Regions from separate parts of the Mus musculus genome. Here region 2 is linked to region 1. A link is a contact called in ENCODE Hi-C or POLR2A ChIA-PET data. All regions are on one chromosome and are shown on one strand. The core of a region is the stretch at or near the end of the contact, and the rest is flanking DNA. Distances in the headings are between cores, read along the strand shown.

Region 1 (2,700 bases), core at 43-2,542:
CAGAGGCAGGCAGATCTTTGAGTTTGAGGCCAGCCTGGTCTACAGGGTGAGTTCCAGGACAGCAGGGCTACTCAGAGAAACCCAGTCTAAAAAAAAAAAAAAAAACCAACCAGGCAGTGGTGACGCATGCTTTTAATCCCAGCACTTGGGAGGCAGAAGCAGGTGGATTTCTGAGTTCGAGGCCAGCCTGGTCTACGGAGTGAGTTTCGGGACAGTCAGGGATACACAAAGAAACCCTGTCTCGAAAAACCAAAATAAATAGATAAATAACCATAACCAAAACCAAACCAAACCAAAAAAAAAATATATATATATATATAACAGGCAAACTGAAAAATGTCAATTTCACCTGTAACATGACTCATATACACAATAAGGTTTTCAATGACTAAATTCTAGTCGTTTCAATGAATGACGTATATCACATATTAATAAGAGTGTATTCACCCAGTTCTAGGTTTTCCATACATATTACAAAAAATAAAAGGGCCAAACTAAAAAAAACTCTTATCCTTTGACCTAAAACTCCACTCTTAGGAATGTACTCTGAAAAATGAATCATAAATTTGGAAAAGTTTTATGGGAAAGAGCATTAGTCACACACTTACTACAACGGCGAACTCAGAGAAACAGCAACCGTTGAAGGAATTTAAACAATTACAAGTACTTAATGGAAACTTACGTAATCGGTACAGTGTTTTCAAAGCGCGTGCAGTCACCGGAAAAAGCGTTTATAATTTAATGCGACTGCAATGCTTTTGTGTGTGGCTGTATAATGTACAAAGAGGAGGATGAAGGGGGGGGGGGGAAGCCTGTTAATCTCGTTTGAATCCTATGGTTACGAGAACATTTTCGTTTGAACTACAAAAAAAGTCAATTCGATGTAGCTCTGAGAAACCGGAGCAAGTCTGAGAAGCTCTGACCACAGGGTCGGCTTCCCAACCGTCGGGGTCGCCCCTCCCCGGGCCAGCGCAGGCGTTACCCACACGTGGGGCTGGAGCGGGCGCGGCAGAGGAGGGGCTGGGTGTGCTGGGGGTGTGTCCGCGAGTGGGAGCAGCCAATTGGCAGTCGCCGAGGGTGCCTCCTAGGACCGAGAGGTCCTAGGACCTGGGCTCGGCGAAGTCGGTGCCCCGTCCCCGGAATCGCTCGCAACCATATAAACTATCTCTGGGCAGACAGTGTGGGCAGTGGTCTCGCACGGTTTGCGCCGTCCCGCGCCCCTAAGTCTTCTAGCGAACGTCTCCCCCCACGGTCGCGCGCGGTGGTAGGAGCCGCGCGACGTCACCCATTGTTTACAAATCAACCCAAGCCGGCAGCGTTCCGGCTCCCGCGGCTCTAAGGCGCGCGGTACCTCTGCCCGGTGGTCCCGGCTTCCGCATCCCCAGGCTCGGCCCCCTCCTGGCCCGGCTTGGGCCTCCGCCGCGCTCCCGCCCCAGCCGCGGCTCGCCGAGCCCGCGGCCAACCGAGCTGCCAGCGACGCCCGCACAGCCGCGGGGGCCCGGGCGGGGGGCCATGCCTTGCCGGAGAGAGGAGGAGGAGGAAGCCGGCGACGAGGCAGAGGGGGAGGAGGACGACGACAGCTTCCTCCTGCTGCAGCAGTCGGTGACTCTGGGCGGCTCGACCGACGTGGATCGGCTCATCGTCCAGATCGGCGAGACGCTGCAGCTGGACACGGCGCACGATCGCCCGGCCTCGCCGTGTGCCGCCCCGGGTCCCCCACCCGCGCCTCCGCGGGTCCTGGCGGCGCTGTCGGCGGACAAGACCGGGACCCCAGCGAGGCGGCTGCTGCGGCCGACGGGGTCAGCAGAGACCGGGGACCCTGCGCCTCCGGGGGCCGTGCGCTGCGTGCTGGGGGAGCGCGGGCGTGTGCGGGGCCGATCGGCGCCCTACTGCGTTGCGGAGATCGCCCCGGGTGCCAGCGCGCTTCCCGGGCCGGGGCGGCGAGGGTGGCTCCCCGGCTCCGTGGCTTCTCACCGAATCCAGCAGCGGCGGTGGACAGCAGGCGGAGCGCGCGCGGCCGACGACGACCCGCACCGGCTCCTGCAGCAGCTCGTGCTCTCCGGAAACCTCATCAAGGAGGCGGTGCGCAGACTCCAGCGAGCGGTCGCCGCGGTTGCGGCCACGAGCCCCGCGAGCGCTCCGGGGTCCGGGGGTGGCCGAAGCGGACCGGACTCAGTCACTCTGCAGCCCTCGGGCGCCTGGCTCTGACAGGGGATCCCTGGAGGAGGAAGAGGACGCCGCTACGCTGATCCAACAGTGTCTTGCCCGGGACTGTGCGGAGCAGGAGCTGTCGTCCATCCCTCGGGCTACAGCCTCAAAGTTACCGGCCGCGAGAGGCTGTTAGAGAAAACGGACTCTACTGAGTAGCACCAGCAGCCGAGGACCTGGGATCTACCGGTTGAACTGTGGCAGCTACTTAATCCACTTGGACCTGACTTAGCCCTTATCGTGTGCTTGGATTGTTTATAGATGTGGCTCGCAGGGGCGGGAATCGGGAGGGCTTCTAACAATACTTGAAAAACCAATAGTAGATATGATCTCGTTATTTTCGGGTACAGAAGCTTTCTGAATATGGTGCTACAATTGCAGAGCAGAGCGGTTCTAGGGTGAAGAACATAAGTTGGCAGATTTATGTTGGTGGGTTGACAACGCTTGCTTTCCCCTGCTTAATTTGTGATTATGAAGGTTGGGGACCTGGTT
Region 2 (2,732 bases), core at 108-2,607, 46 kb after region 1:
GCAGAAGCTCAGCGGGTTTTGTATAGGGTTTCTTGGTGGGGCGGGACAGGCGATGAAGACAGAGCTTTCCAGGGTGTCCAGGGAGGGAGTGGTGGGATTTTTGTGGCCTGATTTTGGGGCAATTCTAGGGGTTGGTGGGAATTTTGTGCTCAGGGATTGGTGGGATTCTGTTTCTTGGCCCTGATTTTGAGCTTGGGGTCAAGATAGGGTCAAGGTTGCCTGGTCTGGGGGTCAAGTCAGGGTCACAATGTTCTTTCCCTTCACTTTTTACTCTCTACCATCTATATTTTTTGCTTTTAGAAAAGATTTTATGTGTCTCTGTGCATCTGTGCGCATGTGCCCCGGAGGCCAGCTCTGGAGGCTATAGGAAGGCAATCAGTCCTTTGGAACTGGACTCACTGTCTGGCCCTTGTGAACCTTTCAATGCAGGGAATCAAACTCTAGTCTTCAGGAAAAGCAGCAAGTGTTCTTAGAACCACGGAACCATCTCTAGCTGCCCCTTATTGTTAATTGTGAATTTCATATATCAATACCATGTTTTTTTTTTTTTTTTTTTTTTTTCCACCTGCCTCTGCCTCCCAAGTGCTGGGATTAAAGGTATACGCCACCACTGCCTGGCTTAGTCACATTTTCTTGTTGGCCTGAAGTCACCCAAGGAGGCTTGTTTGGATGACCCAAAATTTGCCTCTCTATTCTAGCCAGTGCTTTTGGTGTCTTTATACTGACTTTCCCCCTCCCCCAAATATGTACCCTGAAGATCAGCCCCTGCATACATACACACACACATACATACATTCATACATAAATACATACATACATACACACATACATATATACACACACAAGAGTTTACTTAGGGTAGCTTACAGGAACGTATGCAATTTACCACTGATTATATACCATTGAAGAAAATGCCTTTTCTTCCCTTTTACTAAGCCTATGGATCTTGGGGGTGGGGTGAATGGGGGTTTAAGTGAGTGAGGGGTGATGAGCCCTTTTCCCTAGCAACCGTTAACTGCCTACCGAACTGGGGGATGGGCAGGGCCTCAAGAACCTTTTCTCTTCAAGTGACTTTAAAAACCGACAGTTTTGTAACTCAGAGATTTACCTAGCGGGGAGGGGAGCGCAGCCAGGAATTTGTGACTTGATCCGCGGAACTACATGGGTTAATCAAAACGAGAAACTACATCTCCCGGTAGGCCTCGGGCAGGTGTTTCTCCTGCCCTTTCGTTGGTTCTGTGCTACCAATGACAGTTAGATATTTGAATAGACCAATAGTAGCATGGAACGGTTCTTATTTAGGCGGGGCCATAGGTTCGTCCAATCGTACAGGACTTAGAAAACCATCCTAGCCAATCTAAGGGCTAAGGGGCGGTGCCTGAGGCGGGGCTGCAGACCAAGCTGCCGCGGAAGATGGCGGCTGAGGCGCCGAGTGGAGGGGAGGCGCCGGTCTGCGACTCTGGCCGGAGGTGAGCCAAGTTTTCCGTCCTGCTGCCTAGGAGACGGGACTGTGGGCTAGCGATGTCGCCGCCCTGCCCTTGAGTCACCGTGGTCCACAGGCCCGGGCTTTGTTCCTCTCTCCCGTGGTGTCTACGCCGACGCGCCTGCGGGGGCTGAGGCGGGTCTTTGCGGTCCGTGCTTCCCGCTGCGCTGCTCTCCGCGAGTCCCACGGCCGTGTGTGGAGCCCTCCCGACGCTCTGGCTGCAGACCCCCGGGCCACGGTCATGGTGTCTGCCCTGGCGCCGAGCGTTTTGAGTGGCAACTGAAGCCCAGAGCGGTTTAGAGAATCCCACAACGCCCCGGGAGCTTTAAATGTCCTTCGTGACAGCCTCTGCGCTTTACTCAGAGCCGCGACTTGAGTGATGGTTAAAAGGGATTTTTGTCCCCTAAGCTGGCTGACCTTTCTCGGCTTCAGCCTTCTTCTGTAAATAAACATAACGATACTTATTTCAGAACCTGGACGGGATGACACAACCTATTTAAAGCGCATAGCACCCATCCTGGCAAACACTTCAAAATACGATAGATTTTTATGTTTCCTTGAAATTGTGATCTCATTTCTTCTTTCTGGAACGAGTACTGTCCCTGTCATAAAGTCGAGCCTTTCTTAACCGATTACAAACAAATATTTGGAGTCTGACACACTCCAATAGAATGAGATTACTTACATTGTCAGAGAGTATGATCAATGCTATGCTTTGGTACGGAGTTAGTACAGAACAGAAGAACCAAGAATTTTGGGAAACCGAGTTTGTGAGCCTGATTTTTCCTGAGCCCTGATGGGCTTGTGTGGGTATTGTTACTGTTTTGTATGGAGGAGTTTTCCACTCTTTGACCTTTTATTTCTCCCGGGAACTGTGCCCGTGGGTTGATAAATGTCATTAGATTATCTCTCCTCCGACTCGAAAATCCTGAATTGTAATGAAAATGAGGACAAATGAAATACTGTTCTACAGCAAGAGGACTTAGAATTCTTCCTTGAGGCTGCTGTCAACTGAATGTAAAATTTGAAACTGTTAACTATCTGACCAACACAGTTTTCTCTGAATCTGAAACCCTCTATTGTCGTTACTGAGACAGGTTCTTGCTAAGTACCTCGGCTGGACTGGAACTCCCAGTCTCGTTTCAGCTACCCGTGTACTTGTCAATTGCATATTGCAGGGGATTAGTCTGGGGGTTCTTGTGAGGCTTATTTATTTATTTATTTATTTTTGAAACAGAGTCTCTCATGT

What was found. A loop is a pair of places that touch in the nucleus more often than their neighbours do. ChIA-PET counts read pairs that join two places held with the same protein, here RNA polymerase II (POLR2A).
Region 2: a loop to region 1 is called in a map of heart, with 4 times the contacts of the local background. The contact joins the promoter of Arhgap19 here to the promoter of Frat2 in region 1. A Hi-C loop is called at or near these places in 10 of 37 maps with a recorded cell type or tissue (adrenal gland, gastrocnemius, heart and 1 more). POLR2A ChIA-PET finds 5 or more read pairs at or near these places in 2 of 5 experiments (Patski and embryonic stem cell).

What each region holds. Positions count from the first base shown.
Region 1 is chr19:41,846,724-41,849,423 of GRCm38, reverse strand. It overlaps Frat2 (frequently rearranged in advanced T cell lymphomas 2), which reads left to right and starts at 1,292. Exons shown (of 1, transcript NM_177603.3): 1 at 1,292-2,700. The coding sequence starts at 1,513. The coding sequence ends at 2,208.
Region 2 is chr19:41,800,709-41,803,440 of GRCm38, reverse strand. Arhgap19 (Rho GTPase activating protein 19) reads left to right here and starts at 1,357. Exons shown (of 12, transcript NM_027667.3): 1 at 1,357-1,469. The coding sequence starts at 1,414.